Regions from separate parts of the Mus musculus genome. Here region 2 is linked to region 1. The links are chromatin contacts, found by Hi-C or POLR2A ChIA-PET in ENCODE. All regions are on one chromosome and are shown on one strand. The core of a region is the stretch at or near the end of the contact, and the rest is flanking DNA. Distances in the headings are between cores, read along the strand shown.

The links. A loop is a pair of places that touch in the nucleus more often than their neighbours do. ChIA-PET counts read pairs that join two places held with the same protein, here RNA polymerase II (POLR2A).
Region 2: a loop to region 1 is called in a map of T-helper 17 cell, with 2.0 times the contacts of the local background. The contact joins two enhancer-like sites. A Hi-C loop is called at or near these places in 1 of 37 maps with a recorded cell type or tissue (T-helper 17 cell). POLR2A ChIA-PET finds 5 or more read pairs at or near these places in 1 of 5 experiments (Patski).

The regions. Positions count from the first base shown.
Region 1 is chr12:76,070,803-76,076,709 of GRCm38, forward strand. Syne2 (spectrin repeat containing, nuclear envelope 2) reads left to right here. Exons shown (of 116, transcript NM_001005510.2): 97 at 1,326-1,481; 98 at 3,636-3,794; 99 at 4,940-5,106. Among named protein-coding and RNA genes, the nearest start is that of Esr2, 100 kb to the right of the region's middle. Within about 2 kb of position 1,533, at least 2 of the 3 ENCODE cell types and tissues checked have a DNase peak (open chromatin) inside an H3K27ac peak, as active enhancers do.
Region 2 is chr12:76,103,346-76,109,152 of GRCm38, forward strand. Syne2 (spectrin repeat containing, nuclear envelope 2) reads left to right here. Exons shown (of 116, transcript NM_001005510.2): 109 at 402-604; 110 at 1,620-1,820; 111 at 2,644-2,772; 112 at 4,139-4,330; 113 at 4,799-4,870; 114 at 4,942-4,966; 115 at 5,529-5,565. Among named protein-coding and RNA genes, the nearest start is that of Esr2, 71 kb to the right of the region's middle. Within about 2 kb of position 1,773, at least 1 of the 3 ENCODE cell types and tissues checked has a DNase peak (open chromatin) inside an H3K27ac peak, as active enhancers do.

The sequences.
Region 1 (5,907 bases), core at 283-2,782:
ACATATCGAGTACCAGGCCATTCAGTACTTCATAGTAAGTCATTTGCCCAACTTGCACGAAGCCCTGAGTTCAGTCCCCACTACTGCAAAACCAAACAGATAAACAACGACCAAAAAGAGTTATTGGTACAAACTAGACAAGCTGCTTTCCTTTTCCTTTCTTTTCATTCATACATATAACTCATCATATCTAACGATTCAGTATGCACCAGGCGTGTGGCAGGTGCCATGATAAAACACCATGACACAAAGCAACTTGAGAAGAGAAGGGTGTATTTCAGAAGCAGTGTTGTTCCGGTCCCTGCCAGTCTGTCAGTACAGTCTGTTGGGGAGATACATGCTAACCACATAGCTACACTGTATGCATGTGTGTGGGGTGTGTATGTGTACTGTAGGGAGAAAAGAGAGGAGCAATGAGACTATAAAGCAGAGGTCCCAGGCTGGGGGTATAGCTCTGTGGTTGACTGTTTGGGATTAAAGGTGTACATCACTGTGCCTGGCCATTTTTATGCAGACTTTGAAAGTTTCCTCTGGACCATTTTTATGAGAAACATAGAGAATTTAGCAAGTTAAGAGACTACACCACTCTAGCTTTTAGAACACTGGAAAACTATCAATGGGAATTAGTGCCTCGTTACTGTAGCCGCTCTTCGGACTGATCTCTGGAGTAAATGACACAAAATCTTCTTTCAGATTTCATCTGAAGGCCTGGAAAATGAGCCATACATAAAGAACCCTAAACACAACTAAAACCTAACAGACTCGGGGTGTCTGGGCTGGTCCCTTCACTTCCCTCTGCAGCGGAAAGGATTGTCATTTATTAAATGCTACCTTTCATTGGATCAGAAAAGGACTTCATTTTAAAAACTCATTGAAGCCGGGCGGTGGTGGCACACGCCTTTAATCCCAGCACTTGGGAGGCAGAGGCAGGCGGATTTCTGAGTTCGAGGCCAGCCTGGTCTACAAAGTGAGTTCCAGGACAGCCAGGGCTACACAGAGAAACCCTGTCTTGAAAAACCAAAAAAACAAACAAACAAAGACTGGTAAAGGTCCTGGATGGTTTTTCAATAGAAACACTTTATTAAACTCCAGCTACCTGAGGGAAGGAGCTGGAAGGGAGCAAAGACTGTCTGTCCCCTTGAGAGAAAGGTGACTGGAGGCAGCCAGGCAGGGCTGCGGGAGCGGCTGTTTCTCATTCCGAAGGTCCCTCCCCTTCCCAGGCTCCCCTCCCCCAGAGTCTAATCAAAGGATTAGCCTACAGGTTTGGAAACAACAGCAGCTGGAGTTGAAGGCATTTTTCCCTTTCTCCTCGCATTTAAATGCAGGAAGTAGAGAAGTCTCTGGCTAACTGGACGCACAGCTTGAAAGAACTTCAGACTATGAAGGCCGACTTGAGCCAGCACATCCTGGCGGAGGACGTGACGGTTCTGAAGGAGCAGATCCAGCTTTTGCACAGACAATGGGAGGACCTCTGCCTAAGAGTAAGTCAGTCAGCCGCCTTCGGGGCTGTGGGGGGGTTGATTGAAGCGTCCCAAGGCCAAAGGAAGGGATCCTGACTTCGCTGAAGCAGGAGCCCTTGGATCCTGGGACCCCTGTGCCTCTCTGCTGGTCCTTTAGGAGGCAGCAACCGGTTTTAACAGATTGACCTCTTTGTTTTAACAGAGTTCACTGTGTAACTTTGTACACTTCCACTGAGTTCGTTTTGGCTGGTGGGTTGGGTTGGTTTGGTTTGGTTTAAGATCACCTTAAGCTGGGATGGCAGCAAGGGCCATGCTTGTGAAGATTCTGCTCCATGGCTTGCTTAGGGAAGTACCAATCTGCGTGTTAGGAGAGATCTCTCTGACCCCCCTGTGTATTTCTCCTCTGCCACACCGCAGCCTTGATGCCCACAGGCATGGAGGCAGTTATCTATCAGAGAACCAGGCTTCCGCTGCATTCAGATATTCAGTTCTAAGAGCCTTTTACACTCTGGAGTGATTAGAGCCTAATGGCCTTACCAGATCACTTGTACTGGATAAGAATGGAATTGTGTTTAGCCGATTGCACAGTTCCAGACTATGACAGGATATCACGGTGGAGTTAAAGGGTTCAGTTAATCTTAAAGACCCTTAAGGATATAAAATTCTCAGGAAAAGTTAATGCCTTAATCTCATTTTTTTTTTGTATCAATGAATTTTTGACATTTGTAAATACCTGTTTTCTAAAGACACTTTTAGTTACACTTTGAAGTAAATAGTATACTTTACAGAACCTTGGTTCTTAGTAGTTACAATGTACTCTAAGTGTCTTTTAAATTGTTCTAATTCCTGTTTTCTGTAAATGAAAGCACTCCGGATCTGTGAGAAGTCTTGAGAGAGTTAGGACTCAAAGAGCGCACCCAGATGGTCCCGATTGTTCCCACCGTGGACTCAATCCTGGCACACATGCCAGGAGTTTTAAAAGCCAAAATAAACAGATTTCTGGAGGAATGGGAGCAAAATGCTTGTTTTTCTAGGGATAGATTTCGGGCCTTTTAAATGCATCTGGCTGGGCGGGACACTGGAGCATTTGGTATCTTGACCTCACTCAGGGAAGAGCAGAAGTTCTTTTGTACGTGGTGAGGGAAAAAAAAAATCTCAGGAGAGTGCAGCCGTCTCTTCCCCTTTCTATAAAATGTGGTGCTAAAACTACTGAAGAACTCTTAGCTACCCCATATTACACTACCCCGTTTAAGATTTCAGTGACTTCTCAGAAACTGAGAATTAGATGAACTTTTAGAAAGGCTGGTTCAAATTATCTAGATGTGAGTTTAATTGCTAACCCGTAGCCCTCTAAGGAGCCGGGAAGCCCCGTGCCTGATGTTAGTACAATAGAGCACTGGGCTTTTGGGGGTCAGCCTGCTCGCTCCAGACCAATGTTTGCTGACATTTTCATGGTTTCCAGACAAAAACTACAGTGTGTAATGACAAGATAAATTAAATGAATTGTTTGGGGATTTGGTGTTTCTGTTTGTTTTATTTTGTTTTGTTTAAATTCTCAAAAAAAAAAAAAAACCAAACTTTTTACTACTTTTAAGGTAGTTCATTTGCATTACTAATGAATGGCTGGGTGTTTTTTCTTTTCTTTTTTTTTTTTTTTAACTTTGTGATCTGGATTTAAATAAGTTAATCTTCAAAATAAGTAAGCAGGACACTGCCTGCTGGATATAAAGACTTGATGAGTTTCCGAAAGGGAAAAGCTTTAGGCCACAAAAGTTAGAAATTCTCGTGGAGGGAACAGTAGATGTAAATACTGAAAGAACAAGGGAAACAAAAACCGAAGCAGAGCCTTGATTGACTCTGTACTCACCTTAACCTTTCTGCCTTGGGCTTCATGGCGATCAATACAGAGGACAGAGCACCGTCATTTTGCCTTTTGTTAGTTTTTATGGTGGTCATCACGGGTGGAAAAAACTTTTGTTAATGTTAAGTCTGAAGTTTTAAGAAAAGGAAACAGGTTTCAGAAGCACTGACCAAAGTGAATGGCCTTTGTGTGTGTCTGTGTGTGTGAAAGGTGTGTGAGGTGGGGGGCTAGAGTGGGGGTGCTCTCGGGTGTTGAGAGCCAAGGGATTTTCCTTCCCTGCTATCCTCAGCTGCCCCGTGCATGTCATTACCTAGGTGGCTATCCGCAAGCAGGAGATTGAAGACAGACTCAATTCGTGGATCGTGTTCAATGAGAAAAATAAAGAACTGTGTGCTTGGCTGGTCCAGATGGAAAACAAAGTTCTACAGACAGCAGATGTCAGCATTGAAGAAATGATCGAAAAGCTACAGAAAGTGAGTGGGGGCGGGGTTCCCTGTGGATGCAATGGAGGAGGGCTGTGGGCTTCCACAGGGCTCCAGGACCTGCCGTGTCCCTGGTGTTTCTAATGGCAGTGTACATCTTTCAAGGGACTGTTTTTGAGTTTTCTGAAGGAGGGCATGGGAGAGAGCGAAAGCATGAGCTTGTCATAGGTGGATACAGTGCTGAGGAGGGCTGCTTCCCTTCAGTCAGTCAGGAAGACTAGCCAGTGATGGGATCTAGTGAGTGTTAAGTAGAACCCAAGTCAAGAGGACGCCTGCAGCAATGAGGCTTACGGAAGAGGTCAGTGGAGCATCATTGTACAGTCACCCAAAACACCTCTCCATAATCCCTGGGAAAACTGACCTCAGGCCGACTCGGTCAGCTCTGTCTAGCCTCAGCTCCACATCTGTGACGTGCAACTGAACGGTTGTTCATTAAGAAAGAGCCTGAGGGGGCTGGGATATAGCCCAGGTGGTAGAGTTCTTGCCTTCCATGCATGAAGCCCCGAGTTCAATCCTTGGCACTGCAAGGATAAAGAAAAAAACCATACCTACACCCTGGAATGGAAACGCACGCCTACACCAGCACTCAGGAGCTGCAGGCCTGGGCTACATAGTCAGAGGAAGTCATTGCTGCGTTAAACACTTCATAGTCACCCGGCTGGTACAGCCATCCCTTGAAGAACTGTTGACAAGTATAAGGTTTTTGTTTTCCAATTTAAACCAATGTAGACAGGTCTGGAAAGATGCCTCAATGGTTAAAAGCCCTGGCGTTTCTTCCGAAGGACCCAGTTTGAATTCCTAGGATCCACATGGCAGCTCACAACTGTCTGTAACTCCTGTCCTAGGGGATCTGTCACCCTCACACAGACACACTGCAAGAAAAACACCACGGTACATAAAATACATAAATAAGCTAATGTAAGCAACATGGTAGTATGTGCTAGCCATCCCATCACCAGGGTGCCTGAGGCAGGAGGATTGCCTGGAGTTCAGTTTCAGCCTAGACTACACCATGAGACCCTGTCTGATAAAATAAAAACAAACAAAAAGGTGTGTTAAGAGAGAACTGTGCCCTGGGCTGGAGAGGGACCAGCCTGGTGGTGACGGCTCGGGCCCTGTGCTTTGGTACCTGTCAGGACTGTATGGAAGAAATCAGCTTATTCACAGAAAACAAACTGCAGCTGAAGCAGATGGGCGACCAGCTGATCAAGGCCAGCAGCAAGGCCAAGGCGGCTGAGCTGGAGGAGAAGCTCAGCAAGATCAACGACCGCTGGCAGCATCTCTTTGACGTCATCGGATCAAGGTAAGGACTGGCCTAAGATAATTTGTATTTACTCCTAGCGATCTCCTCACAGACCTGGTGAAACTGAGCCTAGTCTTCCCGTGTGGTAGCCGGGCAGGTTATAAGCATACAGATTTGCAGTTGAGGGGAGATGAGGAGAAATTCTAATTTGAACAATAAATGGAAATGATATTTGTGTGTGTGTATGTGCATGTATGTGTGTGAATATGTGTGTATGTGTGTACATGTACGTGTGTGAATATGTGTGTGAGTGTGTGTGTGTGTGTGTGTGTGTGTGTGTTGTTTGTGATGCAAAGGATTAAACTCGGTCTCACATGCTAGGCAAGTATTCTACTACCAAGTTATTGTTTGATTGCTGCTGCTGCTGATATTGTTATTGTTGAGTGTGGGGTCTGGCTAAGTTCCCCAGGCTGGCCTTGAACCAATCTTTTTTCCTCTGCCTCCCGAGTAGCCAGAGCTACAAGCACTTGCCACTGTGCCCAGCTGGAGTTGTTTTAAACCAGAGTTGGAAACTTAGTTCGAAAGAGATCCTAAAGGAGAGTTCTCCTTCAGAAACTCACCCCATGCTAGAATTAATGTGTCCCCCATGAAATTACGCCTGCCTGTTCCAGCACTACACTCTGTGTAGTAACAGCTGGGCCCAGTGTAACCAGGTCCTTGATGGGCCCCCCTGGTCCCACTGGAGAATACAACTTTGAATACTGGTCAGCATATCCTCAGATGTGACCACAAAGCTCTGTTCTCCAGTGCAATTTTGTCTGAAAGAGAGCTAGGAAGATTGTCTGCCATCAAACAACGGAA
Region 2 (5,807 bases), core at 523-3,022, 33 kb after region 1:
CATCCCTGACCCTTTGGAAACCGTTCTTTACACAATGAGTGACAAAGGATCCCCATAAGATGAAATGCATGTTTTTTGTTTTGTTTTGTTTGTTTGTTTTGAGCTGATCACCTCGTGCTGATCTCTATGAATCAGAACAGCAACGCTACCTAAAATACCAAGCCAGAGGCCAGAATACCTATTGGCCACGGGTTGGGTTTCCTTGGCCTCTGTCCCCACTGCCTTCCAGCCTTTGTGGGAGTGGAGGGATGGGCCTTGGATCAGAACTTGGAGACTCCTGACAGAGAACTCTGGCTCCTCCACGGAGCATCCTTGACTTCCCTTTACGAAGCTGACTGACCGCTCATGGCTGAGATCCGCTTGCACTGTTGCTTGCTTTAATCGGCAGCTTTGGATTCCAGGTGCCTTCGACAGGTGGGAGCTGATCCAGGCGCAGGAGCTTCACAGCAAGCTCAGGCTCAAACAGACCGTGCAGCAGCTCAAGTCTGACATCGGCAGCATCGCTGCTTGGCTTGGGAAAACTGAGGCCGAGCTGGAAGCTCTGAAGTTGGCCGAGCCTCCCTCTGACATCCAGGAAATAGCGCTCAGGGTGAAGAGACTGCAAGTGAGTGGAGCCATGGGTGGAGGGGGGAAGGGGGTGTTCAGCATAGGCTCGCAGGGTTAGCATTGTGCTGCTGGACAAACAGGTCAGACCTGGGCTTAAAGTGGCTTTTACCTCAGTAAGGACCAAGACACGGGTTTCTCTTTTTCACATGAGAGAATGTCTACAGAAAATCCCCAAACCTAGAAGAGCACAGTAGAGATATGACTCAGGTCCTCGGGGCTGGAAAGATCTGGACTGTAGATTTAGGTGTGGTAGCCATCGTCAGGCAGGGTAAAGCCAACCTTCTGAGGTTGTATGTGGTATGTGGTAGTTCTACATGAGACCAGCAGTGGAGTCTTCCTGGGAAGGGTTCAGATCAGCTCATTGACTGAGGAATCCTGTGGTCTGACTACTGTGACTACGCTGTGTTACAATTAAAGACGTGTTGTTACTCATATGATCAGCCCCTAGGCCTCAGGAGCACCAGCCCAGGGTGCAGGGGAGGGGCAGGCAGCTTGAGCCCTGCATTTTGGGGGTCCCCTGAGCAGATAAGTCTGAGGTCCTGAAACCCAAGACAGGAGTCTTGAGGGTGTCCAGTTTCTCTCCAGGTCTGTGCTTTCCCACTGTGGATACAGAGGTTACCATTTCTCCTAGAGGAGTGGTGTTTCTAGGGCTCCTAGGGGCAAGTACAAGATAGCTACCTAGTCTTTATCTGGAAAAGTTTTAGTCTTACCTAGAACTATCCCTAAGCCAGTGACAGAGAAGGGACTGTGGAGGTCAGCAGGCTCTCTCCATGCCTCCGGTCAAGCCTGTCAGAGGCAGGCCTCTGGTTCCCCAACCCTGCCGGCCAGCCAAGCTCACTAACCTTGTAAGGCAAGCTCCCTCAGCTGATGTTTCTCAGCCACTCACGGGCGAGCTCGCGCTCGACCTGGTGCCCACTGCTCGGAGAAGTGTGGAGGAGGTCTGTCCCTTACAGGTATTCAAAACGAGCCCCTCTTCCCTGGTGTCCGAAGCCCTAACCTGATCTCTTCCCTAGGAGATACTAAAAGCCTTCGATACCTACAAGGCCTTGATGGTCTCCGTCAATGTGAGCCACAAGGAATATCTGCCAAGCCAGAGCCCCGAAGCCACAGAACTCCAAAATAGACTCCATCAGCTGAGCCTGTCCTGGGACTCGGTCCAGGGCGTATTGGACAGCTGGCGAGGAGACTTACGGCAGTCACTCATGCAGTGCCAGGTAAGTTGACTCAGCCCAGGGCCCTGTCCCGGCAGCAGCCTGGCCCATACGCTAGGAACTGCAGATATTTTTACCATCCCCAGGCTGGCTTAAGCTAGGAAGTAATCAAGTTTCCCTTCCCATCCCTATGCCATTAAAATGACCCCGTGTTTACCTAGCATTTCCAGGACTGTTGCCCATACCCACCCTGGGAGTAAGGGTTGCAGCAATCATGCCACCTGGTTGAGGGAACTGCCTCTGTCTGTCCTTTTGTCAGAGAGAATCATAGGCCTAGCCCTGAATACGGGAGCAGTTTGATACTTAGAGCAATTCCCTGAAACTCTGGGACATCAGCACTCCCCTCTGAGACCTGAGCCTGACTCTAGGGCTCATTTTTAGGACTGAACAATGTGATGTGTTTAATGCTGGCCTACTACCCAACCCACATGAGTGTGAGCATGCATTAGCTCTCCACCACCGCTTAGCTCTGAGTCCATCTTTAGGAACATGAGCCCATCACGGCCTGTCATGTGGGGTGGGATCCCACAACCATTGCATCTAGAAAGTGGATTAAATATTTGGTCTTCACACGCCCTCCCCGCCTCCCCCACTGCTGGTATCAGTTTATAGCTGATGCCTCCCTCTTCCTCCCTGCCTTTTTCTTTCCTTGGTTGAGCCCCTGGCCTGTCACTGAAATCTGGTCCTTTGCTTACTGACTAGTGGAGATGTACGAGCAAGCTCCTTCTGGGCACTCCCGCCCTCAGTCGTGTGTGTGTGTGTGTGTGTGTGTGCTGCTCTCAGCACCCCCCAAGCACGGGGCTCTCACAAGTGTTGTTTCTTGAAGGACTTTCACCAGCTGAGTCAAGACTTGCTCCTGTGGCTAGCGACAGCAGAGAGCCGCAGGCAGAAGGCGCATGTCACCAGCCCAGAGGCCGACCGCCAGGTCCTCCTGGAGTGTCAGAAAGACCTAATGGTAAGTCTCCTCCACAGGCCCACCAGCCACTGTCTGCCTCCATGGGTCAAGGTCCTCCTTGGTGGTTTCATCCAGTGCTCTGGGCACTGTTGGTGGCTGTGACTCATGGGCTCTTTCAGAGAGGTGAGAAGCCAGAGCCAGATGCTTTTAAGAATAAAGGGACATCGGTGTATTAAAGGTACTTTCTTGAAAGTCAAGGCCACTGAGGCATGTTTTTTCCATGGATATCCGGTGGCCTTACACTCCTACACATACCCAGATTTGGGGGTACTTGAGTCCACCAAGTAAAATCTTTATTTTGTCTGTGCATATTTAAATATTTATGCATATATTTGCATATAATCTACACAAATCCTGCCATGCATCTTGAATCCTTTCTTGATTAGTTACAATCCTTAGTATAATATAAATGAGTTATATAAATGCTATATAAATTTCTGTTATGCCACACTTAAGGAATAATAACGAGAGCATTCACGTATTCAGAACAGTGGTAATTCTTTGTTGTGTTTTTTTGATCCATGGCTGATAGACTCTGAGTACAGGGCCCACGGGCACAGAGGGCTGACTGTAATGTTCACCTGGTCATGGGAGGGAGGACATATTGCCCAAGATGAGCTGCATGTGTTATCTATATTCATAGTAGGAATGTCTTATTTTCTGAAGGTAACCGTGTCTTTATAGACTATTTTTCACTAATAAGCCAACCTAAGACCTCTACATTCTCACATGTCTCAGAGGTGACTTATTTTTACCTATAAGCTTACATGTAGTTTCATTTTCAGTATTTTATATTTAAAATTGCTGGGATTGCTTTTATAAAATTCTATACTAAAATCCCTGTAGAGTTCCACTCCCTATATCACAGTGCCCAAGAGAACTTCTCTCCATGAGTGGGTATCTTCCACCTCCGTACCTCAGGTGGCTACCAAGGGATTGGAATGTTCTTGAAACCGATTTCTTCTTTTAATTTGAATGGAACATAGCAAGAAGACAGCCCTTAAGTGACTGGCCCGGTGCACCCACCAGGTAGCTAAGTGGCATGCTCCATCTAACAGGTCTGGGTGAACTGACTGGCCTCAGTTTCTCTGCCCTAGAGTATAAGGGTCTGGGCTTTTCATAGCATACTCCTTCCCTTCCTCCCTCAAATTTCTCAACATCAAAGTATCTTTAGAGTTCAAGGGGGTTAAAAACAGGGACTGGGCACAACCTGTTCAGCCGCTCTCTGAATAGTGCAAAGCTATTTGGTATCAACGATCCAAAGTAAGTTCCGGGATTGAGCTGCGCCTACTATTCCTCCCAAAACACAGAAAGCTGCACCGCCCGCCCTCCCCTTGACAACTGTCTTACACCATTTTGCTCTCAGCGCCTAGAAAAGGAGTTGGTAGCCCGTCAGCCTCAAGTCAGCTCCTTGCGGGAGATTTCCTCCAGCCTTCTGGTGAAGGGGCAAGGAGAAGACTACATTGAGGCCGAAGAGAAGGTCCACGTGATCGAGAAGAAACTCAAGCAACTGCAAGAGCAAGTGGCTCAAGATCTGATGTCCTTGCAGAGAAGCCTGGTGAGTCAGGCCCCTTGCCAAGTGGCCAGGGTACCTCAGAAGAGGCAGGTGGGGTATCTGTCAGCAGGAAGATGTGAGGTGGTACCCGTCATCTTTTCTACCTTCGTGCTGGATACAAGCCTTCACTTTCTCTCAGGACTATTCATGTCTCCTTCCTAATTATCCTCTAATCTGTTGAGCTTCAGTTCTGTTGAAAATGTGCTATAACTCAATGAGCTGGGGCAGTCCCGAGTCCATCAGTGATGGACGGAGCCTCACAGCCAATTGGGATTGTGGGTTTCCAGTGCTTTGGCTATATGACCTTTTGTCTGAGAAAGTGTGTCTTTTACATGGGAGGAGAGGGTAAATTAGAAGGAATTAAGGTAGGATGGGAACAAGCTACTCCTTTAAGGGTTCACGAAGCACAGTGCAGGCGGCTCCCTACAACTTGGTTTTGCCCTAAACTGAACAACTGGGTGTGGCTTTCAGGATCCGGATGCTTCTCTAACCAGCTTTGATGAGGTGGACTCAGGAGAACAGCTCCCAGCAGCCTTTGCAAAGGTCAGTGCCCTTCCTCCCTTAAAACATACCCAACATGGCTCTCAGCATCAGTAAGATGGCAGAATTGTGAGAGTCCAAGGCCCCGCTGGACCTTCTGTGGTAGCACAAATCTATTTCAACCAATCGTCTGGCCAAAAGAAATTCTAACGTTTTTAATAACGATTATTTTTTGAGTGTGTCTATACAGACATGCCACTGTCTGCATATGGAGGTCAGAGAAGGACTTGGTAGGACTCGGGTCTCACCTTCTATCACTTGCTTCATCAGGCTCGGCAGAAAGTGCCTTTAATTGCTAAGCTATCTCTCTGGCCCTTTAAAATGATTATTAAAAAATGATTTTTTTTAAAAGACTTGACTTAAAAGGCTCTCTCCTGGTGAGGTAGTGTTCTTTGAGGTCACAGTAGATTGTAGGTGAGGGCCTCTGTTGAGGGATTTCCTCATGTCTCCAGTAAATCAGGTCGGTACATTGAAATATGAAAATCTTGATGGCTTAACAGACCTATCTAATCACTCCTTAGGTCATCAAGTGGAATCACATGTGGTGTAACTCTAGTCCCAAAAGTGTGGCGGGAAAGTGACCTAAGAGGGTGGGGGAGGAGTGGCTAACCCAAGGAAGGACACATGGCATAATGGGCTTCTTTGTTCCAGCAGTTTGGAGTGGAAGAGGAAGAGGAGGAGGAGGAGACAGACAGCAGGTAATGAGACTGTAGTGCCCAGTGACTTCCTGTGGGCTCCTGTGGAGAGGACGGAGCCCCTCTTCCAGAAGTGCACCCCAGCTGTCTGAGTTACTTTTCTATCACTGCGACAAAACACACTGACAAAGCAATGGAAGCAAAGGCGTTTATTGTGGCTCCCAGTGCCAGGGGTACAGTCGGTCCATCATGGCAGGGAAATCACTACAGCAGAGCTTGAGGCAGCTGGTCACAGTGTTCCCACA